2 separate regions of the Homo sapiens genome follow, and region 1 is linked to region 2. A link is an interaction called in ENCODE POLR2A ChIA-PET data of the cell type or tissue named here. Cell type or tissue: MCF 10A. All regions are shown on one strand. Each heading gives the region's core, and the rest is flanking DNA. Links, peaks and the distances in the headings are about the cores only.

What was found. Peaks named below come from ENCODE experiments on the same cell type or tissue, not always from the same donor. Only the 100,000 strongest peaks of a DNase experiment are listed, where the experiment ranks them.
Region 1: POLR2A ChIA-PET joins it to region 2 with 5 read pairs; 2 of 35 experiments call an interaction of 5 or more read pairs at or near these places.

What each region holds. Positions count from the first base shown.
Region 1 is chr1:196,072,726-196,088,444 of GRCh38, forward strand. The region is part of intron 1 of LINC01724 (long intergenic non-protein coding RNA 1724); the gene reads right to left. Among named protein-coding and RNA genes, the nearest start is that of LINC01724, 8.1 kb to the right of the region's middle. In MCF 10A, for the core only: no CTCF peak of the experiment used is centred there; a DNase peak (open chromatin) is centred at 6,176.
Region 2 is chr1:195,879,880-195,895,598 of GRCh38, forward strand. No RefSeq gene overlaps it. Among named protein-coding and RNA genes, the nearest start is that of LINC01724, 200 kb to the right of the region's middle. In MCF 10A, for the core only: no CTCF peak of the experiment used is centred there; no DNase peak of the experiment used is centred there.

The DNA of each region.
Region 1 (15,719 bases), core at 2,851-10,850, 190 kb after region 2:
TCACTACCCTGCAGAGTAGAAGCTCTATAAATATTTCTTGAATCTAAAAATGTATACTGTGCACAAATCCAACCTACAGCCATGGCAATATCAGTACTAAACTAGCTTGTAATTATCATTTTTAATGTTCCCAAAGAGCTCTGTCACAGAGTAGTTAGCTGGACCATAATGCATAATTAGTAGTGCTCAAGACACATGCCTTCTACTTCCACCACTATTTAAAAAATAATGCTTCAATAAAATGAGCAAGAGTGACATCAATGAGAGAATAACTTTGAAACCTCTCTAATTTTGCAAAGCTACACAGTCAAAGTACTAAGCACCTTATCATTAGTTAAAAGTAATTTGTTATACACGTCATAATATTATGATTGAGGACCAGCAATGTAGATTATAAATGCTATGAAATGGCTTGCAGAGTAAATCTTGTTTTCAAAATATTTAATAAAAACTATCATAGACTCTTTTTTTAAACACTTAAATTTTGCCCTGAATTCTTTATTGCTACTAGGTAAGAAGAGCAAATAAAAATGACAATATTGCATTTAGCCTGCAAGTTTTACAAATTGAATTTCGTGTATAACTTTGGGAGGTGGCAAATAATATATGACTTTTCTAAGAACCACTGCCCTTAATCTGTTAATACATAAGAGTAAAGGTAAGAGGAAAAAAAGTTAGTAGGTTACAGAGTTCCTCACGAGACTCATAGCAGCAAAAATCAATCCAAGGCAGAACACAAACCACTCGAAGTATTCTAAGAAAAAGAAAATAATATGGAGAACTGGGTGTTACCAAATTGTTGGAAATGCTGAAGTTACCTTAGAATGAATCCCATGATCATGCAAAACTGGCCTACCAGAGATACCTCCGAGGCCATTGAAGGCATCAGTTCATAGACACAAAATGATATCTTCAACCCAGGAAATAAAGAACATACATGAATATGCCACTGACGCTGCATAGCCAACAAACCAAGGCCAGAGGATGAACAATGGAATACTGCCACATATAAAACTCAAATTTTCACAACTCTGCTTACTAGCAGAAAGAGCCAAAGAGATGGGAAAATGGATTCTGCCTCTCTTCTGCGCGTTTAATTGCAAGCAAGAACATCTAAATAATAAATATTTTGCATTTTAAATCTTAAGCATCCACCATAGCTATGAATGGGTGCATATGTGTTTAAGTCTACTAAATGGAGAAAATAGCTCTTCTGGAAAACTGACTTCAAATATTAACAATGTAACCGTTTAAAGGACACCTTACTTAAGCAACCAGGTGAGGATGGCTATACTTCTATGCCAAAAGTACTGTTATTCTTCAGTGGCTTTAGTTCTAAACGTGTGTGTGTGTGTGTGTGTGTGTGTGTGTGTGCATTAGGTGAAGGAATAGTAGGTCTTACAAATTTTATTCTATTCACTACTGATCTGACATTCTCCTTTTAAAATGTCATTACTACATTACTGTCAATGTTATTAATGCCTTATTTAAAGCTGTACTAGCACCTATTATTCTTACCATTTCTAAAGGTATATTATCCACCAGGATGCACACACACAAACAAAAATACATATATTTTAACTATTTCCAATTTTATCTATCCCCACATTAACTAGTGGTCATTATTAATTTCATATAAAAGATAAGGAAACAGAGACAGCAAGCAATTTTCCTGATGACACTCAGGAAAAAGTAAAAAGTGGCCACACAGATTCAAAACTAAATGGATATATCCCTGTTAGGCTAAAATATCACATTCTTAAAACTCAAAGTAGTTTAACATATAATGCTACTGATACCATACCTAATACTATTAAACATAACATGAAAGAAAATTGAGTTAAAGGATATGGAAAGAGACATTTGAGACCTTTATGTATAATACCTAACTAATAAACTTTTCTGAAACTTTTCTGATAGTGAACACAGAAAGGGCTTGTTAGGTTGTGAAGGTTGCAAGTTAGCCTCATAAAATTAAGTGTCATCTGCAGACTAACAATATATGCTACAGAATTAAATATCTTTCTTGGAGAGGTAAAGCCAGAATAAAATGTAATGCAAAAATATTAGCTAAAATGAGTATGAATAAAAAAGAGCTGTGTATTATTGAAAATATCACAATATTTGCACGTGCAATTTAAGTTCAACATATTTAGCTCCATGGAAAAATGTTTATTATATAAAGTTTCAGAGAGAGGAGAAAAATGAACTGGGAATTAGCCCTAACTATTTCACTTAAAAATATTTATTAATATATTCCAGATATTATTTTGAGCACAAAGAGGTAAAAAAGTGGGCAAAAGTAGACATTGCCCCTACCTTCACAAATGTCATATTGGTAAGAAACTAAGATTTTAATTAAATTATCACAAATAAATAGAAAATTATAATTATGGTAAATGTATAAACATAAGGTACACAATTGTGTGAGGCCATATAAAAGACAGCTGACCTCATTTATCCATTTAAGGAGAGTTACTTCAAGACAGATATTTACTTAAAAATTTACTCAGTGAAGCTTTGGTGAAGCAGAAAAGAAATAACTGGTAAAAGAAATAATAAGGAATTCACAACAAAAATTTTAAGGGCCACTTTAACAATATAAAAAATTATTCTTCTATCTTTCTCTATGTGATACAAATAGTTCCTCAGTTGAAGAATGGAGAGTGATTAAAAACACACACACACACTTACCCTTAGATGATATGTATGTAAACAGTCATACATATATCTGCACATATATATGCATTTAAAATGGAATAATAGTCAAAACATGAATGTGGGTAAATTGTCATTATTGTTCTTTGCTTCCATATTTCTGAGAAATATGCTTCCATATTTCTGAGAAAATGCAATAAGTGGTAGATATTATTTCAAAGTTCAAGAAGCTTGGAGGGAAAGAATTATGGCTTTGCAGTCTTAATAGTAAACAATAGCTCCAAAAAGTGGCCAAAGAGGATTTTAGTCTTATATGTATATATAAAGTATATATTTAGTCATATATATATACACAAATAAATATACATCACTTACATAATTAATATGTAATATTAACTATATATGTGGCATATATTTGTTTATTTTTTATATATTTGTTTTTTTAAAAATTAATGTAATTAATTTAATAACTCAAAATAGGCTGGAGTGCAGTGGCACACTTTCAGCTCACTGAATCCTCTGCCTCCTGGGTTCACTATTCTCCTGCTTCACACCCCCAAGTAGCTGTGACTACAGGGTCACACCACACCCGGCTACTTTTTGTATTTTGGCTAATTTTTGTATTTTTAGTGGAGACACAGTTTTGCCATATGCCTGGACTTGTCTTGAATGCCTGGACTCAAGTGACCCTCCTGCCTCAACCTCCCAAAGTGCTCAGATTAAAGGCATGAGCTACTGCATCTGAACAGAGCTTAATATTTTTTAAATATCCATTTTATTGAAAAAATTATTGAGTAATGCTTGGAAAGATAAATCTGGCTACCTATTAAATATTGATTACTTCATGCTTTAATAAATATTTTATGATGCACATGAAGTAATAAATGAAGTTTCAACTTGTTGAAGTCAAATTACTAATTATTGCATTAATATTTTATATATTCCTATAAATTTTTGCCACACTCCCATGTATGTGATTGCCTCTGTTCACAGCCCAGGTTTAATTAAAGAATTCAAGACTTGTTTATAAGGCTATACAATTTTCAGTTTTATAAACTTCCACTTTTCCAGTGAATGGTTGTGACAGAAAAAATGTATGATAGAGACTTTGCAACCTGAGACACATGCACAATTTTTGAACACCACTAACTTCTTGAGCAAATCATCTATTTTATCTCAGCTACATTTTTGCATCTGAAGAATAGACATTCTAACACTAAACTTCAGGGTTGTTTGGGGGATAAAGAAGCTTTTAAATTACCTGCCATCCTTGAAGCGCTTACTGAATTTGCCACAATAGATGCAATATGGTGAAAAGAGAATTAGATGGGAGATAATATGATTTTGGTTTAAGTCCTAACAAAACAATCATTAGCTATTTGATTCTTATATATGACACCTTCTGAGAGCCTGTTTCTTATTTGCTAAATGGAAAGAATAAAACTTGTCCTGCAGTTTTGTGAGCATCAAATGAAATACTATATGAGAAAAAGCAGCAAAACTAAGCGGATGCAGTCAATGCTTTTCACACGTGGTCCTATGAGAGCTATTCTCATGCTGTTGTGTTAAGTATGCATTGCTTAGCCAAGGAAATAACCAAAAAGCAATAGATAAGCTAGGACTACTTGATAAGACTCCAAGTATTTCTGGACAAAAATCACTTCCACTAATTTCTTCTCCCTCACCTAACATAGCTCATGACTTTATCCTTGTTTAAAATCAACCCCCATAGGAAGGAAAGAAGTGGCATCCAAAGAAACTCACGTAATATTTTGCACTGGGGTCAGTTTTTACTGGTTATTCACTGACGTGAGAGTGTTATGTTCATTTGCTATTCTTATGATTAGGTCCTATTACTTTATCTACTAAAATGAGAATTTTCATTCTGTCAACAGGATGATGATAATTTCATTTCAATCTTCATTTTTATCAATTTTAAAGGCAAGTGGAATACATGTAAATATGTTTTACTTTCAAAAACAAAAGACATGAGTACAGTTGATATACTGCATAAAACAGTAAAGTTTTGTGTTTATATTATTTAGATATATCACTTTTAAAATGATATTTGAAATCTGTGTGAAAATTACAAGAGAAAATGATGAGGAAAGCAAGTGAAAATAACTGCATTGTTCTAAATTGTAATTTAAATAAACATAATTTTTCTGAGTTTTAAATATTTTATATACCTATTTGATGTAGCATATGATTAAATGATAACAGAACTCTTTGCTCCATCTTATTTCAAATTACTACTTTGATACATACACAATTGTGCATTCATGCACACATCACACACAATATCAAATAACTGTCATTGTCATTATATGTAATATAATCTACTGGCAATGCTTGTCTATTTAAGACTACATTTTTTTAAAAAAAGCATACAGCCCTTGTTTCTCTTTCTCTGAAGATTATAATGTTGCTTGAAATATGCCAGCAATTTCAACTTTGTGTTAAAAATAGGAAGAAAAGAAGAAAGCAGAAGAAAAAGAAATTTGGAAGACAAGAGATTTAACCGAAAAAGAAACTACAAATTTCTGACTCCATTATATGTGCTAAAAATCCCTGTTGTACATACTTTATACATTGAGATTTATTAATATTCAGGATGCCTAAATGGAAGTAGATATGCATAGTAAAATTTAAGAATAGGATATTTATAAAAAAAGAATCCTCCAGTGACTTGACACAGTTTCACATTTTATCCTTGACCAAAATGAATGAACATCAGTTTTCCTGGGCATTATAACTGATTAATGCTAGATCAATTGCAGCAAGATACAGAATACATGAAGATGCCATTTCAAATGGCATCAGGATAATTATTCGCAAAGTGTCCTTTTTAATAAATGGTTTATGATATCTATTACCTCATGTTTTGCTAGTGTGACTTTTAAAAATATTATTTCATTAAAGATTAGGGAGAAAGCAAAAGACTGAAAAATTGAACTCAAGGGTTTGAAATAAATTTCCTATCTGTCAGAGCTAATACATGAAGAATTAAGTAAACTATGTTTACACTGCAATATAATTCAAATAAATTATTTTAACTGTTTTGTATTACTCATATGTATCCATGTGAATTTGATTTGTTTACATAAAATTTTAAGCCTAATTTTTAAAGCTACAGGTAAAATTTAATGCACAATTTTTACTGGATACTATATACATACATATATATATCTCTTTTTAATAATATTTTATTGGCCTCTGTGGAATAAATTTTAAATTTAATTAAGTAAAAAGGTAAATACTGTCACATTGTAAAAATAAGTCCCAAACCTTCATAATTACTTATCTAGTAAAACAAGAACTGTAAAATCTGAAGACTCGACAAATATTTTCTGATACTTTTTCTGTTTTTCTCATGATTCTTGTTACTGAATATAATAAAAACAAAAAAAGCCTCAATAATTTCATAATTTATTAAATGAATTACACTCTCTTGCAAATATCAAATATCAAAGTGATCAGAGAATGAAGTCAGCATTATGAACTATGACTCAGCATTATGAAGAACATTCTCAGTTGACAGAGAGGAAGGAGCAAGTAAGTACACTGGGTGTGGAAAGTGAGGTGAGAGAACTGAGGAGGAAAATATTGAAGAAAACTTGGCTGAAACCTGAACGTGCTAGAGGAAAGATACTAGGCTACGGTGTCAGAAATACTGATATATTGGCTATGACATAGCAATCTGGGATTTAATTCACTCATTCTAATGTACTTTATGCACTTATGAGGGTAAAAATACCTTCTTTCCAAAGATAGTAAATTAAATTTGGAATTGTATGCAGTTCGCTTGACACATACACAAGCTCAGTAATTTTTAGCTACTAATTGTATTCATAAAGAAAATAATATATGAGCTCATCCTAGACAATGACTACCATTTCTTCAGATGGAGTATGGAGAATGCTAATTTCAGTTCAAAGAAAATACAAAAAACAGATTTAAATGAAAGTGTAGTATACATGAGTAATATTAAATATTCTATAATGGCTAAAAGCCGTACAAATAGAGAAGTGGATGATAAGGCTGGAGAAGCAGACTTTGTCCTGATAATAAAATTATGTAAATTATCTGCTCATAAATGTGGACTGGATTGTGTAGACAATGGGGACCCACAGTGAGCGATGGAGGTCTGAAGTGGGCAGTAATAGTGATAAGTTATATGTAAATAAATCTTAATTGTGATTAATCACAACCTGAGCAATACTGCCAGATTATGATTGACCTGTCTATCTTACACATGGAATAAAGATGCAAAACAGTTCAGCCAGTGCCACGATACTTCCAGTGATATACACCCTCCTAGCAATTTTCTCTTCTTTTTTAAAACTATAAAATATTACAGACGTAAAAACATCAGAGAAAATAATATAACTGAAACCCATGTAAGTACCAAGCTGTAATACATGTGAACATATTGTCATCTTTACTTCATACTTTTTAAAAAGCAAAATTTTTTGTACAAATTAGAAATTCCAGAGATTGACTTTAGGTATGACAACATGAAAAGCTCCACTGACACAATCCCCAGGGAAATTGGGAGACATTATTTTTCAAAAACTAATCCAACCATTTAAACCTTCTGGAGTTGATCCTGAGAGGACCAAGTACAAGAAGAAACACGTATTCAAGAAAATCTACAAAAATTGGTTAGGAAGGGTGATAAGACAGAACTTGAACCTATACCAGTCCCTCCCTCCTTTCCAGCTCAGTGAAGCAGACCCCTCTCCAGACTGCAGTAGCCAAAAACACAGGGCTCCCTCATCCTCCCACTCCCCACCCTAGCTCTCAGTTGGAGAATTTCCTTCTCCAGAGGATAAGGACTTTAGCATTTTTTATCCTACTCCCAGCTTCTGGCTGCTGAGGCTAAATCCCAGGTGTCTGTGATCAAGAGAAAGTTGGAGTGGCTGTACTAACAGATTTTAAAACAAAGACAATAGATTTTAAAGCAAAAAATATTACCAGAGTTAAAGAATATTTTATAATTATAAAGGGTCAGTATATCAAAAAGGTATAATGATTACAAATACAGGGGCTCCCTGACTTATAATGAGGATATGTCCTGTTAAACCCGAGATAAAACCCCATACTGTAGGTTGAAAATGCATTTAATACCTCGATGAACCCATAGTTAAGTTGAAAAGTCACAGGTCAAGCCACCATAAGTTGGAGACCATCTGGATATAGATAGCTGATGACCAAGTACAAAAGATGCATAAAGTCACAGTAATCATACAGGGTGGTATTGACATAAAGACAGATACATAGATGAATGGAAGAGATTAGACAGCCACATATATATGGACAACAGATTTTCTACAAAGGCAATTTAGTTGGGAAAATTCTTTCAAAACTGTGAAAGAATTATTGAAATAACTTATACAAAATAAAAAAAAATTTAAATTAACTTTGATCCAAATCTCATGTCATATACAATAATTAACTCAACTGATGATATGCCTACATGTGAAATGTAAAGCTTTAAAATTTCTGGACTAGGCAAAGATTGCTGGAATACAATACTGTAAACCAAAAATAAATCTCTAATCCCCCCAAGTGACTGAATGGATAACCCTCTCAGCCAAGAGGATTCCAAAAACTTTTGAAAAATTAGTTCAGGCCCTTGCAGAAAGTGAAGAAGGTTAGACATGACTCATTTTACCCTCCTCCCTTTGGAGTTTAGACACAGCTGACCTGCTGGGTCTGACCCTCAGACCCTGGCTGAGCAATGGTTGAACGGAGTACTCAGACACAGGTTTTTTGCCTGGCCGCGCGGCTAGGGGACTGGGCTGCTCACAGACACTTCAAATCTTCAAGCAGAGCTTAACTCTTTCACCAATTGCAAGTCAGAAAATTGTTCAATCTACCTATGATATCCCGCCTTTCTGGGCTGAACCAATGTGTAACTAACATTGATTTATGTCCTTGCCTATAACTTCTGTCTCCTGAAAATGTACAAAATTATGCTGGAACCCAACTACCTTAGGCATATGTTCTCAGGACCTCCTGAGCTGTGTCACAGGCTACGGTCCTTAACCTTGGCAAAATAAACCTCTAAATTGATTGAGACTTGTTTCACATATGTTTTTGGTTTACAGTACCAAAGAACAACCCATTTCTATTCAGATGATACATTACAGCTCACTAATATGAAAAAATTCTGATCTTCAAAAACCCCTGTTAAGGGACTGAAAAGACAAGTCATATACTAGAAGATAATATTTGCAAAAAATATATCACATGTATTTATAGAGCATATATACCATGAAGGGCTTGAATCAAAATAATCTAACAATCTTTCCAAATTCAATGATTAAAAACAAACGACCCAACATAAAACGGGCCAACGCTTTGAACAGCGCTTTTAAAATTAACCTAAGTAGATGCTGAATGAACATAGGAAAAGGTGTTTCTTCATAGTCATTAGAAAAATGCAAAAATTAAAACCACGAGATACAACTACATATGTTTTACAAAAGGTAAATTAAAAGACTGACTATTCCAAACAAACAAACAAAAATGACTAATAGTGTCAGAGACATGTAAACCAGAACAACTCCATCTTGAATGGCACTAGGTAAAATAAGGCTGAGACCTACTGGGCTGCATTCCCAGATGGTTAAGGCATTCTAAGTCACAGGATGAGATAGGAGGTCAGCACAAGATACAGATCGTAAAGACCTTACTGACAAAACAGGTAGCAATAAAGAAACTGGCCAAAACCCACCAAAACCAAGATGGCGACGAGAGTGACCTCAGGTCATTTTCACTGCTACACTCCCACCAACACCATGACAGTTTACAAATGCCATGGCAACATCAGGAAGTTACCCTATATGGTCTAGAAGAGGGAGGCATGAATAATCCACCCCTCATTTAGCATATTATCAAGAAATAACTGTAAAAATCAACAACCAGGAGACCTCGGGGCTGCACTGTCTACGGAGTAGCCATTCTTTTATTCCTTTACTTTCTTAATAAACTTGCTTTCACTTTACTCTACAGGCTTGCTCTGAGTTTTTCTTGTGCGACATCCAAGAACCATATCTCGGGGTCTGCATCAGAACCCCTTTCCTGTAACAATAGGCTGCAATTAAACTAAAGAACTTCTGCATAGCAAGAGAAACTATCAAATGAGTAAACAGACAACCTATTGAGTGGGAGAAAATATTCACAAACTATGCATCCAACAAAGGCTTATTACCCAGATTATATAAGGAACTTAAATCAACAAGGAAAAAACAAAGTCGTCAAAGAACATGAACAGACACTTCTCACAAGAAGACATATAAGCATCCAATAAACATGCAACAATGCTCTTCATCACTAATCATCGGAGAAATGCAAATCAAAATCACAATGAGACACCTCTCATATGAGTCAGAATGGCTATTATTTAAAAAATACAGATAGCTATTATTAAAAAAATAACAGATGCTGGTAAGGCTGTGAAGAAAAGGAATACTTATTAACTGTTGGTGGCAAAGTAAATTAATTCAGCCACTGTGGAAAGCAGTTTGGAGATTTCTTGAAGAACCGAGAGTTGAACTAACATTCACCTCAGCAATTCCACTATTGGGTATATATATCCAAAGAAAAAAAGTTTCGACCAAAACTACACATGTACTCATATGTTCATTGCAGCATTATTCACAATAACAAAGACATGGAATCAACCCAGGTACCCATCAGGAGTAGATCTGATAAAGAAAATGTGGTACATATATACCATTGGATATTATGTAGGCATATAAAAGAATGAAATCGTGATCTTTGCAGCAACATGGATGCAGTTGGAAACCATTATCCTCAGCAAACTAATGTAGGAACAGAAAATCAAATACTGCGTGTTCTCGCTTGTAAGGGCGAACTACACACTGGGTACACATGGTCATAAAAATGAGAACAACAGAGATTGGAGAATGTCATAGGGGAGAGCGAGAGAGGGGGTTAAGTGTTGAAAAAAACTACCTATTGGGTATTATGCTCACTACCTGTGTGACAGATTCATTTATACTCCAAACTTCAGAATCATGTAATGTATCCTTGTAACACACCTGCATGTGTTCTTCCTGATTCTAAAATAAAAGTTGAAAAAAAATATTTTTAAACCCGATCATTTCAAATCCTGGCAAGGAGGTTGAGGAACTGGAACTTTCATATACTGCTGGGAGGAAAGTAAAGTGGTACAACAGCTTTAGAAAACCATTTTGCAGTTTCATTAAAAGTTAAAAATATGCCTACTCTGATCCAGCCATCTCATTTGTATGCAAACATTTATACAGCTTTTTCATAGCCAAAACCTTGAAACAACTGAAATTTCCATCACCAGGTGAATGAAAAAGCAAACTGTGTTATGTACATACAAAATATTCCTCAGCAATAAATAGTAATCTTCTCTTGATATGTATTACAGCATGAATGAGTCTCAACATAATTTTGTTGAAAGAAGCCAGATAATTAAGAACATACAGTATGATTTAATTTACAAAAATATCTTGACAATGTGAAATAGTCCACAGTGAGAGAAAGCCCGTAGATCAGTTATTGCTTAGGGGTTGGAATAGGGAAGAATGGAGTACAAAGAGGCACCAGGAAAGTTTGCCTGTGACGTACATATTCATTATCTTGAACATGGTGATGGTTTCCCAGGTATACACATACGTCGAATTTTATCAAGTTGTTTGTTGTAATTATGTGCAACCTGTTATATGCCAAGTATACCTCAATTTAACCTTTAAAAAATACTTTAAAAATCTATATCCAAAGCTGCCTTAAACACACACACACAAACACACACACACACACACACACACACACATTCACATGTCTGTTGCCCCTGAAATAACATTAGAGGGGAAATTGATAATTGAAAAATAAATTTATTCCATGCCCTAACTTTTAGAACAAATTGTTGCTCATGCTGTGACCTCTGAAATCTTCAATTACTTATTAGTAACTGAATTTTACCTCTGAGTTTCTTTACAGAGTTTGCCCAAGAACTCTTATCAATTTCTGAGCAAAAGGTCAGAATGTTCTGCCATATAATATGGTTTTTCATTATTTCCCTATAAACTATGACATTTTCAAAATGTCAGCATTGGAGAAAGCTTGAGTGCTCTTCCATTCTTTCTTCTTGATACATACTAGGAAACATGTAACATGAAAATTATATGAAATAAGTGTCTGTTGTGATGTGTAATGAGTGGTGATAAATAAGAGTAGTAGAGAAGATTTTAAAAAGACACTCTTACAGAATTTAAAGTCAGATTGAAGTACCTTTCTAAGACACCTAAGAATATAAACTGTAAGAATATTAATCAATCACATTTACAACATTAAAATATCTTCTAATTAGTTTTTGTGGTGTCTGAATCCAAATAATAAGCCAGTGAAATTAATATGTAGTCTTAAAATGAAGAAAATAGGAGTCAATAAGATATAGAGTATAACTTTGGAATAACTAAATAAGAATAGATAACACTCCCAACATAGTAAAAATGGTTTTAAATGCTTCTTTTAACAAAATTGAAATTTCATTATCTTAGTAGCTAACTAAAAGTTTTTAACATACTCTATTGATTGTAAAGTACTCTATTCTGATTTTCACTCAGTACAAGGTTTAGAAGTCAAATTATTTTAATTAATTGCATATATACTCCAAAGACAACTAGTAGGATATACTACATACTTTTTCACTGGAACTGGCACTTACATTTTCTAAGACCTCTGGTTTCCAGTTAGCTGTAACTCAGGATTTCCTATATTAAATCCTATTCAGTTTAATTTATTTATTATTAACACTGGATTTTTGGAAATGTATGATGAAAACAAAATCATATTTTATTATTGTCAAAAGTATTTTCATGCTGGCAGAGTAGGAGAACCTGTGTGAATTTGAAAAAGCTCCCTTTCCCACTTGTCATTAATTTCCCATGGTATTATATCTATAGAAGTACTCATTAGAAGGACACAGTTATTTTTAGAAAAAAGAAAAAAAAGGCCTGGTTTGGTTTTCAGAAAGTTGTAGTCCTCATTTTATTGTTTGTCTTTTCTTCTACCAATAACTTTTCTAATTAAGGCAATTGCTGTGATTGCCTATTGAATAAGTGGGATCTAAAGTTGAATTGATATTGCTGTTGATTTTTTTAATTTTAAAAATTAGATAGGGTGATCAGTATTTATATATTAATTATAATCATTATAATTAGCTGTACAAATGAGCACCCAGGACTCTACATTGTATTCATACAATACCTGAGCTATGTGATGTAAAAAAAGGCAAGATATGAAGAGAAAAACAGACTTCACCTTCTATTAATTATTTATTACGAGAGTTGATTCAACTGGGATTCCTAATTTTTATCATAATGGAGGAACCGGGAAAAGACATGCCTCCTTCTATAAACTACTATGAAACTGGAAATATTTGAGACAACAAAAATTAAAATGCAGGCATATGATTTTTGAAAAAGGAAAACATATCATTTTATACCTGTTTCTGGACTGGATTCCAGCCTGGGGGCACTTTTCACTGCACAGTGGAGAGAGAATGAATCCAAAAGAGACAACAGTCTCACTACACTGCTGGTGCAAGTTTCAAGCTTGGAGAAGAGGCGAGGATTTCAGGGTCTAAAAGGGAAAAAGCTGTGCATAGGAGCAATAGCAGACATTTGCATGGAGTCTTTAAATAAAGGCTGGGCTGTAATATGCACAGCTAGAGTCCATGAGCACTAACTGAGAACGGCTGCTGTGGGTTTGGAAGGCAAACATAGGTATGAGAACTTTCTCAGTACAGATGTATATAATTGGGAGGCTCTGGTAAACCTTGAAAGACTACACTTAAAGAGTAAGGGCAATTCTTAGGACAAAACTAAAACAGATCTGTCCTAATAAAAAATAAAATTAAGCCTGATAGAATCAAGAGGATGCCTCATAATTAAACTGCCTGCCATAACAAATCACCATACCTTTTACAGAAAAACAATAGAATTCAGATATTGCAAGTGTCACCCATGATGTCCAATATACAATAAAAATTTACAATCTATGTAAAGAAGAAGAAAAATATAGCCCATGATCAAGATAAAAAAAAAATCAAAAGAGACACCAAGGTAAAAAGATGTTGGAATTAGCAGGGACAAGGGTTTTGTTGTTGTTGTTGTTGTTGTTTTTAAGTTGCTAAACATATATCAAAGGACTGCAAGGCAGAAAATGGATAAAGTGAATGAAAATGTGGGAAGTCTTGAGAAATGGGAAGTTATGAAGAAATGGATGGAAATTCTGTAACTTAAAAGTACATGATCCGAAATGAAAAGTAGCCTGGATTGAAATAACAGCATTAAACACCTACAAAAGAAAAATTGATGAACTTGAAGAAAAATTAATAAACATTATTCAATCTAAAGAATAAATAAAAATATTAAAACTGTATCAAAGACCTCAGATAGCTGAGGGCAGTATGAAGTAATAGTAAAATATATGACCAAAAAAGGGAAGGATAATAACTTTGTTAAATTTCTTTAAGTTGGCTGGGCATGGTGGCTCACGCCTGTAATCCTAGCACTTTGGGAGGCTGGGGCAGACAGACAACCTTAGGTCAGGAGTTCGAAACCAGCCATGCCAACATGGCAAAACCCCATCTTTACTGAAAATACAAAAAATAGCCAGGCGTGGTGGCATGGGTCTGTAATCCCAGCTATTTGGGAGGCTCAGATAGGAGAATCGTTTGAACTTGGGACGTGGGAGTTGCAGTGAGCTGAGATTGTGCCACTGCACTCCAGCCTGGGTGAAAGAATGAGACTCCATCTCAAAAAAAAAAAAAAAAAGTTTCTTTAAGTCACATTTTACACGAAATGGGGACACAATAACAACTTAAACAGATTCTAACAATTTGAAAATATCTATTGCAATCTCTTGAAAAGCAAATAAAAAATATACAAGGGACATAGCTATAGGACAAATAAAAGAAATAAAGTGAAACAATACATTAATGTTAAAGTACTTTACTGATTCAAAAGAAAGCAGGAATAAAATAAAAAATAACACAAAAAAGAGATGAAATACAAAACAAGTAACAAAATAATAGGCATAAGTCCAAACACATGAATAATTGCACTAAACACAAATGGACTAACTATTCAAATTAAAAGGAAATTATTGCCGTACTGGATTAAAAAAACAACACCCAACTATTTCCGCCTTTAAAAATACACTTTAAAATAAAAGCACAGGCCAGCCATGGTGGCTCATGCCTGTAATCCCAGCACTTTAGGGGGCCAAGGCAGGTGTATCACTTGAGGTTGGGAGTTTGAGACCAGCCTGGCCAACATTGTGAAACCCTCTCTCCACTAAAAATATAAAAGTTATACAGGCCTCACAGTGCACGCCTGTAATCCCAGCTACTCGGGAGGCTGAGGCAGGAGAATTACTTGAACCCGGAGGCAGAGGTTGCAGTGAGCTGAGATTGCACCACTGCACTCCAGCCTGGGTGACAGAGTGAGACTGTGTCTCAAAAAATAAATAAATAAAATAAAAAATAAAAACCCAGATTCATTGAAATAAAAGAATGTAAAACAATATACCATCCCAATAGTAAGCATGAGAAAGCTTATATGGCTATATTAAGATCAGGCAACATAAACTTGAAAACAAAAGTTAATAGCAGGGAAACATTTCATAATTGTGAAAAAAATCATTTATCAGGAAGTTGTAATAAACATTCACATATATGTATCTAATCACAGAGCTGCAAAATACACAAGGAAAACCTGGCCAAACTAAATGAAGAAATAATTCACAATCATAGTTAGATATTTTAATACCTCTTAGTAGTTGAAATCAAAGTGACAAAATATCCATAAGTATACAAATCTGAACAACCTAATCTGAGCTAATTGCTATTTACAAAATTTTATGTCCAACAAGATTGAGAATTGAATCGTTCTATATCTGTCTTTTTAAATTAAATTTGTAAATAAATGCCTTAAAATAACTTGAATGCCAGTTGATTTACTGGTAAATTATATCAAATTATAGCCAACATT
Region 2 (15,719 bases), core at 4,842-12,841:
CAATGCTGACCCCAAAATAGTGAGAACTGTCCTTCTAATATATTACACATTATTTGAATATCATGCATCTTGACCTGCATCAGTTACCTATGGCTTTAAATAAACCACTCAACATTTTAGTGGCTGAATCCAACAATTCTTTAGTCTGTGGATCAGACAGAGACTAAAGATTTCTGCTAGGTAATCTGACCTGGGCTCACTCATACATATGCAGCTCGGCTTGGAGGATTAGCTGGCATTACAAAATAAACTGAGAAACAAAGGAAATATTTTACATTTATTTCTACCAATGAATCTCTGTAGCTTACAAGAATGACCTTTTCATGATGCATGATCAATGAATATTTGTAGAACAATAAAAAAAAGAAGTGCTAATGTGATAGAAAACTTGTGTTATATCATTGTTTATTCTCTTGGATATTGAAAATTATTATCATTTGCTAGATAAATATTACTGCTAGAATTTAAGCTCTTTGAGAATCAGAACTACACTTGGTATTTAATAATCCCTCAATAAATATTTGCTGGATTAATGAACAGAGCTCCCCAATAAATGAGGAAAAATGAAATTAGTTAAAAAAAAGAAAAGCTATTAATGAGATTTGAATAACTGATTTCTTATGTATATGCTTTTCTAACATTATTTAAAATTTTTAGGAAAGGTAATTATGTAGACAAATATTTCTAAAGAATACAAAATAACATTCCATGGCTTATATAAAAAAATAGAAAGATGAAGATGAACTCACGTTAGTGCTTTCTCAATCTCTTTTTTTTGCTTCACATTTGATCTTTTATTTCCTATTGTTTTACATACACCAGGGAGATAGCAGTTATTCTACAGATTCTCCCAGAAAAATTAAAATCACCATTTTTTATTGAAATAATATTTATAATTTGCAAAAATGCAAACAAAAATCAGTGCAGAGAAAATGCAATAAATAAAATAATGATATTAACATATCAATTATAAAGTTAGAATATGATAATTTTTTAGAAGAAAACAGAGTTGAAAATATCAAATTGAAATGAAATGAAATGTCCATAAATAAATATCTGCTAGAGATACTGTCACTTCTGAATGTGTGGTGAGTATTGTTGCTATTCTTCTTCCATTGCCAAATGAAAATAATAGTGGCAGGAGAGATTTTGATCTTCACCTCAAAGAAAAAGTGTGCTTAATAATTATATGACATATTCAAGTTTTCATTTTTTTCAGAATTCAATAATAATAGGTTATGTAAGTATAGGAAAGTATCCATTTCTTCTAAGTTTTCCAATTTATTTGCATATAGTGGCTCACAATACTTCCTAATGATCTTTTGAATTTCTGTGGTATCAGTTGTAATGCCTTCTCCTTCATCTCTAATTCTATTTATTTGTGTCTTTTTTTCTTAGTTGTGCTAAAGATTGTTAATTTAAAAAAATTTTTTAAATGGCTTTTTTTTTTAATCTTTAGTATTTTTTGGTCTCAATTCCATTTATTTATGCTCTGATCTTTATTTCTTTTCTTCTACTAATATTTGGGTCTGATTTGCTCTTGCTTTTCTAGTTCTTTGAGATCCATAGTTAGGTTGTTTGTCTGAAGTCTTTTTACATTTTCAATGTGTATTGTTATTGCTGAAATATTCTCCCTTATTGGCGCTTTTGCTGTATCCCATAGGTGTTGGTATGTTGTATTTTCATTTTCATTTATTTCAAAATATTTTTAATTTTCATTTTAATTTATTCATTGATTTACTGTTTGTTCAGGAGTATGTTGTTTAATGCATGTTGTTTTATTTCCATGTATTTGTATAGTTTCCAAAGTTCCTCTTGTTGTTGATTTCTAGTTTTAGTCCATTGTTGTCAGAAAAAAAACTTAATTTCTTTATTTAAAAAATTTATTAAGACTTGTTTTATGGCCTAACATATGGCCTATCCCAGAAATTGTTCCAAGTGCTAATGAGAAGAATGTGTATTCTGCAGCTGTTGTGTGAAATATTCTGTAAATGTCAATTAGGTCCATTTGGTCTATAATGCAGATTGTCTGATGTTTCTTTGGGTTCTCCATTGTTGGATACCTATATATTAACAATTGTTATGTACTCTTGCTGAAGTAACTCCTTTTTAATTATATAGTGACCTTCTTTGTCTTTTTTAACAGTTTTGTCTTGAAATCTCTTTTATCTGATATAAGTCTAGCTATTTCTGCTCTTTTTTATTTCCATTTGCATGGAATATCTTTAGAGAAAGTATATGTGACTTTTATTATACAAATCTCTTATAAATACTATTTTCAAAATTATTACATATAGCTCAGAACCAGTGAATATCTAGTTATTCACAAATTGTTAAAGATCAGAGTTATAAGATAAGACCGATAGGTAACTTTTATTCTTCCTGCCCATGGTTTCACAGAGGTCAGTAATCAAATGTGCATGGCCTAGTTGCCACTAAGTTAGACCTTGCTAATTGTCTAGTTCACATAAAATCTTCAGAGCACCACACATTGTATGGATTTTTAAAAAGGACTATCGGCTGAAGTATGATTGTTATAATTGCACTCAGTTCTGTAGTGTGAGTAAAATATCTGTCATATAGAAAAGCAGTGGAATTGACCTTCATGGGGCTTTTGGATAAGCACTATGCAAAAAAAAAAAAATAAATAAATCGTATAGCTCAGTTCTTAAATAGTAGTGAAAATCTTTTTTTATTCATAAACTGAGCTATTTAATCTAATAGATACTATTCACTTATTCTAATAAACACAATGGAAAATTAAAAATCAGACACAGTCTATAGATCTGAGAAAGCTGTCTCATTCACAATAGAATTCTCTTAATACTTGCTGGTTGTCTAACACAAGCAATTCTGTGTGACACAATAGGGAAAGAATCAGAAAATTATTGAATCTCCTAGGAAAAAACAGCAGGAATCTTCTCTGTGCTATTCTCAATTATTTCATATTCTCAAATATTTGTTCTTACTGACAAAGAAACTTAGAAAATTTTCCAATCTCACATTAATTTTCCAGTAAACCAATTTAGAGCTAATAAGCATAGAATAATTTTACTTGTTATTTTTCGGTCTATGTTACTGCATACTGCTACTAATAGAACTCTGGAAAATAAAATAGGACACGATTGCTCTCATTTCTACTTATAGAATGTTTGCAAAAACTGAAAGGTAAAAAAGGAAAAAAAATTATACTAAAAGAACTTTGGAGTCTGAAAAATAAAATATATAAACTAGAGTAATTGAAAAAGAATGCCTTTGCCATTATGTCAGTTTTCTGAAAATTTAGGCAGAAACCGTTTGCAATTTTGGGAACTAAGTTAGGATTAATAAAAAAAAGCATAGTTTTAAATTATTGCTTGTATTTTTTTCACAAAGGCTTACTAAGTCATAAAATAGTATTTTTTTGGTAGGTGCATTTATACACATACACACATACATGTATACACATACACATATATGCACTCATGCACAGATCTAAATAATATATTCTTCTCTAAAATACAGAAGTTTACAAAGTTAAATTATTAAAATCAGTAACTTCACATAATTTCAATAGAAAAATTAATTTTAAAAATAAAATATATGATTTTATGTATGTTATGATGTTTCTTTATACTGTGGTAGTAAACAAAGAATCTTCAGGTAATGTCCACTTCATTAAATTTCATAGACCTAAAAAATGTCTTGTGATTCTTTAAAACTTTACCTTTGGTCATGCTGTTCTCCTCACCCATCCTACTTAGCACAGTCGTATTCTTTATAGTCCATCTCCAAAAGTCTTCCCTGATCAACTTGGAAAGCAATAATCTCAACTGATGAGCACCTCTATCTCTTTTAGTTGCCCTTACTTAGCTTTGTATATACTACTGATATAGCTCTCATTTGTATATTTGCCTTGTTTTTGTGTCTATTTATTCATTCATTTGACAATTGCCTACTGCATTGTGGTTTCCATTGTAGACACTGGGGATAAATAGAACATTGGGGATAAATAGAACAAAATGAAGACCCTGGGCTCAAGGACTTTTCTTTTTATGTTATTCAAGCAATAAATGAGCATGTATGCCAGTTTATAAGGGGCTTAAAAGGAAAGCAACTCATCATCAGCTTTATGTAATTGGCACATACATGTCACATGGGGTCCAGGTCTTATATTTATTTATGTAACTTCCAGAGTTCTTTGCTATTGCAGGAGTGTCTATACTCATTGATGCTTATCCACAGTTGTTTCCTTCCACAGGGAGTAAATGTGTCACTTCTGGTTTCTCTTCCACAAAGGTATATATGATCTTTCAGTTTATGATGGTGATTCTGCTCAGGCTGAGCTCTGTCTTTTCTTCTCCTCTTTTCCTTGGAAATCATCTTTTGGAGAGAGCATTCACTCTCTCTTTTTCTCAGCCGATTGGTGAAGACTCAATCTCTGTGGGAGAAGACCTAGAATAGTTCTACACTGTTATAGACTAAGTAGCTCTGTCTATTTTCAGGATCATTATTAGGAAGACTACTTGCCCACATACATAAGCCAAAGTCTTAAATGACTACTTCATCATTCATAAATAATATATTCTTCTCTTATTGTCTAACATACTTCTTTTATTTCTCTATTCATTTGCACTCCAGTGGGGAAAAAGATGCTATTCAAAACACCATATTTAGGAGTTACATAGAAAAAGACAGGTCTAGAAATGAAGAAGCAGATAAATGAGGAAACCCAAAAATATAATCTATCAAGGTATCTAAACAAAACAAAACAAACCACGAGTATTTCATGTGACAAAGGTAGAATTAGCTATTGGATTAAATATGTCTCTGAAAGGGTGAGTAAAGTGAGGACGTAACAGACACATACTGTTGGTTTTGGCAACATGGAGCTCATTTGTAACTGGAAAGAATAGGTTCTGTGGAATGGAGGAGGAGAAAGCCAAGATGGAGGGAGGTGAAAAGTAAAGGGCATGGAGCAAGTGCCAATGACATTCGAGAATGCACACTTGGTGATGTGACGTTCTGAAGGCTGATGTGAAATTGAAGAAGGTTTTTCCGTTCAAACAAATTTTAGAGGAATTGGTATATTAATGAGATTACCTTTTAGAGAAAATGACATTGAAGATATATGAGAAAGGGGTGGAAATCAAAGGAGTGAAGTTTCTGAGAGCAGGAGAGTCTGGGATTAGAAAACACGTGGAGGAAGTGGTGTTTGCCAGAAGAGATAGTTTACTCATGGTATCAAAAAGAAGAAGAAAATTTCAGGCACACATTACAAAGATGAAGAAGCTCCTATCTAGCAAACTTTATTATCTTCACAAAATATGACCTGATAATATGTGTGAGAAGGGTTACAGAAGGAATGAGGTGGAATTAGAAACCTGGGTGCATCAGAAAATTTAATGCCTTTTCCTGAAAACAGGAGAACAAGCTTATAAGAGCTCATCCGAAGCAAATTAGAATTACTGAGAGTGGTTGAGGGCCTATTTGAACTTACTGTGAATTTAGAGTAATGCTATTATCAGCTCTGTGATATTTGCCAAGAATTTTCATTTGCACTGAAGTCAACTTAGAGGCTTGTCTCTCTGGATTTATATCCTCTGTCTTTTATTTTTCCCTTTTTCTTCAGTGTTTTACCTGGTTGTGCTTCCTCTTTATTTTTTCCTTTATCTAATCATTTCTTACAGAAATAGCCTTACTACCAATGGCATCCTTAAATTAGCTACTATATATGAAAATATTTAACCGTGTTCTTGATAAAGAATAGTTTAATGCTAGATAAATGCCAGCTTTCTTCTAGAGATATAATTTGCTTTGAGAACAAACTATTCAGCTATCCAAGAGTGAACTCTTTAGCAAGCACATATGCTGCTTCTTAAATATTACACAGAGACAGCTGTTAATCAGTTACATAGAAAATTATTTAGACTGACACCTGCTATATTCCCAACAAAAGCGAAGTACTTAAACCCATGCGATGTTTTAGAAAATGATTCCTTTAAAATTCTAGAGTACTGAATCAGAAGCATTTTACTAAATTAATGATAGCTTGTTAAATACAAAGTAGAAATTCATAAAACCTTTTAGCTTATTGTTACGATTGAGAGATAAAACACCTAACACTAGTTGAAAGAAAAACACAAGAATGTTTACATTATCATTTCACTTTTTTCAGAAAACTTTGCTAAATGAAAATTAGCTGTAGGTTAATGATATTCATATCACCCATATTCAACTTTTATTAACCAAATTTTGATAAATTTATATGTGAAAATGGGTGGTGGAGACTGCTAAATGTTCATCAGTATCAGTATTCTTGTCTTCCATTTAAAACAGCACCCCCTAACTTTCACCTGGGCAAATGACAGGGAGAGGGCATTTTTAATTCCAGCTTCTACAGCTCCAGTAAATATGTGATTAAGTTTAGGTCAAAAACAAATGAAAGGGATTGAAGAATGAAACTTCTCGTTCAGAACTGAAAATATACAATTGTTTTCCATTTGTGAGAAACCTTGTAACTGCTCAATTTGTAGCTAGTCAATGAACGCATTCCCTTTTCATGCCAGGACACAGCTAGATTAGATTTCCCAGCCCCCTTTTCAGTCAGGTGTTGCCATGGCACTGCATTCCAGAGAGTAAGATTTGTGGAGAAATGATCTGGTGCCACTTCCGCTGCTCCATTAGTAGCTCCCAAGTTGCTTCTTCATCATCGTGTCTTCTCAGCAGGCCAGAGGATGACAGGAATGACAAGCCTAGAATTCACATGTCAACAATAATAAAGTCACAAGGAAGTGGGCCGAGTCCTTGAAGAAGCTCCTGAAATAGATCTATCTACTAGACAGAGATGTCTGTTTAGGACTTCATGTGAATTAAACAATAAACTTCAAGTTATAAATGCAGTAAGATCTAGAGGTTTCTCTTTGGAGCTCCAAACATTGCTCTCACTAACGGTTCCATGGTCTTTCCCACTTTTCCAGGCTGAAATATATCTGCATGTTTGTGAGGTAGTTTCCAACATTCTCAGAAAGACACAGCAACTGGGTCACTGTATCAGTGTCATATGTATCCAGGGCACCATGGACTGATGTTGCCTGCCTACATTGGGATCTTGTTTGAGGAAAATATATATATATTATATTTGAGCCACTGCATCTTGGGAAACATCTTCACTCAGAATGGTTAGCTCATATTTTAAATCAGTAGTTCTCATAACTTGGTTTGCATCAGCATCACCTGTAGGGCTTGTTAAAACATAGACTGATGTTAAACATAGATTTCAACACCAAGTTGGAACAACAGATATAGCATTGTGGCAGAATTTACAGGTTGTTTTATATTATAATCATTGAAATGAATAAGAAATGAGGTATGAAATAATTAAAAAGCTAAACCTTAATATATGACTGTGACACTAACCATAGTACACTTCACTTACCCGTTGATGAAAGAGGGCCTGTGGAATGTTGTTGAAATGCATTTTCTTTCAGTGCACCACACCTTACACTTACTTCAAATATTCAAATATAAAACTTTGAGCTTTTTAATCTTAATACATTTTATGAAATATAATAAGGATATTAAGATCATGGCTTCTTACTATTGGAATGGAATCATATTCATTTCATTCTATGGTCACTTTGATTTGCTTTGAAACAGTTTGAATTCTAAAGACATCTTAGAGGAAAATGTGAGCACACATTAATGTCAATGAAAACAAAGTCAAGTTCATTACCTACTGATAAATGGTGTAGAATAATATGCGGAATATTGAAAGAGGTGGACTAGAAAGGAAAGAATCAGGAAATTGATCTTGACCCAGATATTAAGGGAAAAAATAATTCATATTGTTTGGCATTTTTCTGTCATTTTTAAATGACAATATTATTTCTTGCCATGTTGATTTCATTAAGTTTGTATTAATAATGGGAAAATGTCTTAGGAAGTGCTATGCAAATGTGTTTATTTGGATGGCTGTGTTCATAATTGAAATATAGGTTAAACCAATTGAGCACATGCCTTTTTATTAAGAGTATTATAGCCATTAATTTATGTTTGAATATTGTCTATTTTCTAAAATAAAATGTGAGCTAATTAGAAAATAAGTTACTTAATGCCCATTTGTCTGAGTGTACATTTGGTCTCTTATTACACTTTTCTTTGCCCATAAAGTGAAGAAAATAGTGTTTTCAAACATGACAAATCTGTGTATCCAAATGAAAACACTTACACCAAAGGGAATAGTTTTATTTTATAAACAAATTAAAAACCAGCTGTGCCAGACATTATGGAAAACATTACACAGCAACTGATTTGTCCACAAATGAATCACTTCAATGAATGTAATACATAATGTTGCAGGTGGCATTTATTTTGAAAAACTAGGTTTATTAAGGCAGCTGAATTTAAAAAAAAAAAAAATTCTCTGTAAGAGAATTTCAAATTTCTCCAAATTCTGTCTTTTAAGCTTAAAAGGAAGAGTCCTTCCTTTACTTGAGTTTCTTAGATTATCTATTCCCCTAGCATAGAGATACCACATAGACAATACAGAGAAATGCGTAGTAATTTACATACAAGTTATCCAGTGCAAAGTGGAAAGTCTTCAAATAGGAGTCCCATCAGCAACAAGCTATTCTTACCTAATATAGATAGATGGAAAGATAAATACAAATAGAAAGATAGTTAAGTGTTCATATATTGAAACAATATTTATTGAACTCCAATGTTGAGCAGGGGGCTGTCCAGATTACCGACAATTAAGTACTAAATAATGCAGAAAAGCTCTTACCCCATAGAATTAACAACCTAATAAGGAGAAAAATGTATGTCAAACAAAAACTTATTATACTAATATGTAATTTTATTTTTAACATTTTTAAGTATACATTTACCAGGTGACCCAAATTAATGCATTGCAATTTGATCAATATTGAAAATACATATTGAGCCTCTATTATACGTTGTGCATGACTGCAGAATTTAGAAATGTAGCAGTAAATAAAGCAATAAAAACAATCTCTGTTCTACTGAAGTTTAAATACTTATGATAGGAGACAGACAATACTAAACATTTATAAATTAAGTCAACTATTACGATGGTTAGTGTTATGAAAATATAAAGCAAGTAGGAGACTAATAACATTGTGATATTTAATAGAAGATCTAGGGTAGGATTTGCTGAGATCAAGCAAATATTAAAGGAGTTGAGAGAGTAGACTATAGAGGTAATTTGGGAGAATATATTTCCAGGAGATGGAACAAGAAGCATTAAAAGCAGCCAGGAAGAAGTGTGTCTAGGGTGTTCAGTGAATGGAAAGTTTAGTTGGGTGTAGAGGAATAATGAAGGGAAGATGAATAGAAGATGAATAGAAGATGAGGGTAAATAAGTGTTATGGATTGAACGTCTGTGTCTCCCCCTAGGCTCATATTTTGAATCCCTACCCTTCAATGTGATGGCATTTAGAGATGAATCCTTTAAGAGGTAAACAGATTTAGATGAGGTCATGACAGTATGGCCCCAGTCTGATGGGATTGGTGTCTTTACAAAAGAGGGAGAAACAATGGAGCTTTCTTGCTCTCTGGGCTAGCACAAAGGGAAGGCTATGTAAGAATGCAACAAAATGGCAGCTGTCTGCAATACAAGAAGAAAGTCTTCCTTAGGAACAGAAGATCAAAGGTGGTACCTTGATCTTGGACTTCCCAGCCTCCAGACACTGATAAACAAATTTCTGTTGTTTATGCCACCCAGTCTATAATATTTTGCTATGAGTTCCTGAGAAGACTACTATAATATTGTTAAGGACAGATTGGGTACAGTTTTGCAGACCACTGTAAGGAAGTTTGCTTTTATTCCATGTGAGTTAAAGAACAACCATAGGTTTGAATACAGGAGTGATACAGTCTCATATGGATTTAATTGGATCATTCTGGCTGTTTTGTTCAAAACAAACTATAGCAGGGCAAGTGTGGTATCAGAAAAACCAGTAAGGTACTATTCAGTAATGCAGATGTGATGCAAGAGTGACTCAGACTAGGGTGGTTGCATTTGGGATGGGGATAATTGATAATATTCTAGATATATCTTGAAAGTAGAGTTGATAAGATTTGCTGATGATTTGAATATGGAGTTAGAGAGAAAGTGAGAAGCCAAAGGTAACTCCAATATTTCGTGGCCAGAGCAACTGAGAGAATGGAGTTGTAAATAGCTTAGTTGAGAAAAAGTGCAGGAGGATTTGGTTTGGTTGGTACCAAGGAAGTATGGGAAAATCAGCATACGACATAAAATCTAAGTGGAGATTTTTATTAGGTTATTTGATAAGCTAGTTTGTAATCCAAGGGGGAATTATTGACTAGAAATTTGCATTTGGTTTCAGTAATGTGATAAGTTTACTAAGAAAATGAATTTAGATAGAAGAGCGATCCAAGGAATGATTAGTGAGGATTTTCAATATTTAGAGGTTAGGAAAATGGGAAAACAAAAAATATACCAGAAAAGGATATTAAAGAGTGGTCAATGACTTAGGAAGGATAATGGAAGGACATAGTGTCCTTTAAATTCACTTAATTCTTTTTAATTTTGTTAACTTCTATTTGTTTTTATTTTTTCCTGGAAAGATATTAATCAGTGTCTTGAAGTGCTGCTGATATGCAAAATAAGATGAAAATTTTTTAAAAAATGAATTGATTATCTGATTTACCAATATGAAGATTATTACTGAGCACAGTAATTTTTTAGGAGTGGTAGAAGTGAAACACTGTCAGAACTTGCATCAAAAGAAAATGTTAAGATTTTACTTGCAGCATGGCAGCAAAAGGAACTCCATGGACCCACTTTTCAGTGAACTTGGTAAAAATTAAAATACAAAAGCCATTTGAAATATCTTATAGACATTTTGCTTCTATGGTGTCAGAGTCCTGGGGACTGCCAATACCCAGAGTTGTCAAAATGTATGCCTAAAATGTCCAATTTTCAACAAGAAGTTGAGGCATGCAAAGCAACAGTGAAGCATGACCCGTTTCCAGTAAAAAAAAAATAATAATAAAAAAAGTAGGTAAAGAAACTTCCTGTGAAAACAAATATTTCAGATTTAACAAAGACTTCAAAGTTTTCATCATAAATATGTTCAAAACAATAATGGAAACAATGATTTTAAAGGTAAAGACAGATACAACTACAATGTCATATCAAATAAAGAATATTGATAAAGACAGAAATTATTTAAAAAGGAAAATTCTGGAGTTGAAATACAAAATAACTGAAAAAAAACCTCACTAGATGGTCTCAACTGTAGGTCTTAATTTGCAGAATAAAGAGTTGGTGAATTTGAAGATAGATATATAGAGATTATACAATCCAAAGAACAGAGACAAAAAAACGAAAAAAAAAAAGGAACAGACTCAGAGACAGGTGAGTCTTTAATGTATGCACAATGGGAAAAAGAGGACTATCATGAGAGGAGAGATTGAAGAACAGAAAAGAATTAAAAGAAATAATGGATGAAAACTTCTCAAATTCATTGAAAAGCATTAATCTTCACATTCAGGAATCATAACAAACTCCAAATGTGATAAACACAAAGAGATCTATGGTGTCGGAACCCAATTGTAACAATCCCATGGGTTTGAACTAATAAATTTGGGGTGCCTGCAGAACCAGGAAGGTCCATGTTTAGAGAAAGACTCATTTGTAGTATTCAGTCGCACAGCAATCAGATGTTTATTTGCAAGACTGAGTGGTGGGTGATATATACAGTAATTTGTTTTTTTGGTTGTTGTTTTGTTTTTTTCCACCACACCTGGCTAATTTTTTTGTATTTTTAAAATTTATTATTTATTTATTTATTATTATTATATTTTAAGTTCTAGGGTACATGTACACAATGTGCAGGTTAGTTACATATGTATACATGTGCCATATTGGTGTGCTGCACCCATTAACTCCTCATTTACATTAGGTATATCTCCTAATGCTATCCCTCCCCCTTCCCCCCACCCCATGACAGGCCCCAGTGTGTGATGTTCACCATCCTGTGTCCAAGTGTTCTCATTGTTCAATTCCCACCTGTGAGTGAGAACACGTGGTGTTTGGTTTTTTTGTCCTTGCAATAGTTCGCTCAGAATGATGGTTTCCAGCTGCATCCATGTCCCTACAAAGGCCATGAACTCATCATTTTTTATGGCTGCATAGTATTCCATGGTGTATATGTGCCACATTTTCTTAATCCAGTCTATCATTGATGGACATTTTGGTTGGTTCCAAGTCTGCTATTGTGAATAGTGCTGCAATAAACACACATGTGCATGTGTCTTTATAGCAGCAAGTTTTATAATCCTTTGGGTATATACCCAGTAATAGGATGGCTGGGTCAAATGGTATTTCTAGTTCTAGATCCTTGAGGAATTGCCACACTGTCTTCCACAATGGTTGAACTAGTTTACAGTCCCACCAACAGTGTAAAAGTGTTCCTATTTCTCCACATCCTCTCCAGCACCTGTTATTTCCTGACTTTTTAATGTTCACCATTCTAACTGGTGTGAGATGTTATCTCATTGTGGTTTTGATTTGCATTTCTCTGATGGCCAGTGATGACGAGCAATTTGTTAAATTCAGGGTGGTGGCAACTGCCTGAGAGAGATGTATTAAGGACTCTGGGAAACTGCAAGTCACAAAGCCTGCTGTGTGGAACAGAGAGGAGAGAGGGACAAGAGGTGAGATTCTCCAACTTCTTCCTCCCCCCGACGCAGGCTCATGGGTACCAAGGTGCTTATGTGCTGTGAGTGGAGGAAATATTTCTTCATTGACTGCAGTGTAGTCAGTCTGTCCTGTACCATGAGAAAGGATGGAACTCTTTAAAATCCATTCCACATAGTAGTGAATGAAATGTATTTGACTTGGTTCTTTGGCCCACAAAATTGATGTTTATTTCCATCCCATGTGGCTACCTGTGGCAAAGCAGCAAGACTACTTTAAGAAAAATAGCTTTAAGGTTGGACTGGAAACCCCAAGTGAAGTTCAGTACTTTGAAGTTCTTGTGGACAAAAATCTACACTGTGCACCTGAGGGACAAAGTAAAAAGGTTACCATCTCCTACTCCTCTTTGTTGAATAACCATCCTCATCTCCAATCTATTTGAGTTTTCAGAGAGATTTTAAAGGGATAGAAGGCCCTTGCAAGGCCTCCGAACCCCGAGACCAAAGTGCCAATAATTGTAAAGAGAAAGGTATATATTGAAGAAAACCTTAGCAAACATGTGGCTCTAATGAAAAGTGTCTTTGTGGGGAATTGCTGCAATGAGACTCCAGACTATTTACCTAAAATATATAGATCCTGTTTTTTAGCTGCTAAAGCTTGTCTTTTAATTGCCCATCAAAATATTCAATTATCACCATGCCTTGTGGGGGTACAGAGCATAGAGGGTTCACCTGCTCCAAGATTGAGCCCACTGAAGTGTTGCTTAAGTCACGAATCTGGAATTGTCTTCATGTGAAGTGTGCTCAGGAAATTAAAAAAATCAAGAAACAAATATGATTATATAAGGCCTACATAGTGTGGCCAGAGCAAGTGGAATGCACAGGAACAGCTAGGCTAAAACCCAGAGAAACTATCAACAGCAGTCAGAATCCCGCTGAACCTGCTGGATGGGGCAAAAGGCCTAATATAGCCTACTTGCTAAGAACGTCCTTGCTTTTTGGCTCAAGAAATTTGTCCCTGGGAAGTGTTTTTGGCCTTAGCCAAGAACTGGCATATGGGACAGCTTTTCCATGTTGTTTCAATGTCTTCTGAGAACACTGCCAGCCTATGTGTAGAGGCCCAGTCCAGAATGATGTCTGAATTCCCCGGGCCTTCTCATGACTCCGGGAGGTGATCAGTCACACATCTTGGTCTGGAGTAGAGGACATTTGCATTTAAGTCTTTACATTTAGTTGACAAGTGTGATTGTTTATTGGTAATTTCTCCCCTCATTAGTTTAGGAATTTTCCTGGTAAGTATCAGCATGGCTTAAAGAAAGCTTTCTAGGACCATAACTGTGTTTTCACCGAAATGTCTCATCCCTACAAGACAGCTTGTTTTTCATGATAATCTAAGCCTTGCTAGTGGCTTGACCAAATGACCAAGCCATTCATCATATGACTCAGTGAAAATACATCAGGGATCCTCTGTTGGGGTGGCCTGGATGAACTTCTGCCCATTATGATGAGCATCTCTCACCATGTTAAGTAACGGACAGATCTCTCTCAGGTTGGGTAGCAGCAACATTCCATTCCAGCCCAGCAGAACTGAACAGAGATGAGCCATCAGTGAACCAGGTCAATGTGTGGTCCAGGAGGTTATATATCTGGGTTCCCATTTGGCCAATGGAGGCAGAGACACCTCAGGAAATATTTAGGGGAGACAGAGGGATACTTCTTGTGAAGCATGTTCACTCCCATGCTCTGCTTACCAACTTGGCTGAGTCTAGTGAGACAGAACATCTACACACACAACAAATTACATGAGGTAGTTTTATTACTTACAGATAAGTAGTGAGAAAAAATAGAAGACTGGGACTTATTGCCAGCCAGCCCTCCAAGGCTATGGAAAGCTGCCTGGGGCAGATGGAATTTTGCCTGCACTTGCCTTACTTGCACCTCATCTGAGTGGGGCTACAAGTAGAAAGCAACCCATATTGCAGTTTTATATTTCTGGATTATGGGACATGCTGAACCAAAGCGTTTAGGACATCCTGTTCTGGGGTAATTGGAACAGAGCCTGGGCTGCTATTGTCATTCCTTTCCTATCTCAGGTTGGTACATTCTCAGCACATTCCACAGCTATTTCTGAGAACTGCAAGTGAGAGATGGGGAAGCTAGATCAGCACAAGGCCAGCTGGAGAATGGTCCTGTACTTCTAAAACTTTCTCATGGAGCTGTGGGACACCAACTAGGCTAGGCTTTGTTATGAAAACTTCTTGAGCTGGCTTCGCTCTGCAATTTGAGACCCTTGTTTGTACCCATGACATGGATCTCTAGTCTTAAGATTCCTTCATGGCCATTAGTTATGTGCTTAGTACCTATCAAGGTCCCATAATGGGCCAATAATTATCTCTTAAGAAGTATGTACCTTTTAGCTGACTCAAGGTCCTTATAGGTCCAAGTGGGCACCTCTAACCTGTGGCAGTCTTTTGCCTTTGGTGAACTGAGAGGATGCTGAGATCTGTAACTCAAATGACAAGTGTATATATGTGGAAAGCAGCAGAAGGGCATTCTGGATAACCAGCTGGAGGGCTTGGAGAGAATCCTGCTGGTCGGGGCCTCTGTTCAAAGGTAGCAGTTTTTCCAGTAGCCCTGTATATGGATGCCATCAAGATCCCTGCATGCTGAATGTGAGAACTCCAGTAGCTCAATAGCTCCACCAATCTCTTTATTTGTTGGGTAGGGAAGGTTAAAATTTTGGCAATCATTCCCTCTGGAATGTTCTTTCCCAGATTATAGTCACAAATTTTACTTATTCGGTTCTTGTATTTTGTCTGTATTAGCGGCCTAACTGTATTGTGGCATGTGAGTTAAAAGAGTATCGAGTCCTTATTGAATGGTGTCCTAGGCCCACCAGGAGAATGTCATCATCACAATGGGAAGACAGTGTTTCCTACATAAGTGGCACTTATTTTGAATCTTGATCTACCCATAAATTTCAGATAGCCAGAAAATTTATAGAGCCTTTTGGAAGGAAATTATAGGCGTATTGGACACACTCCACATGA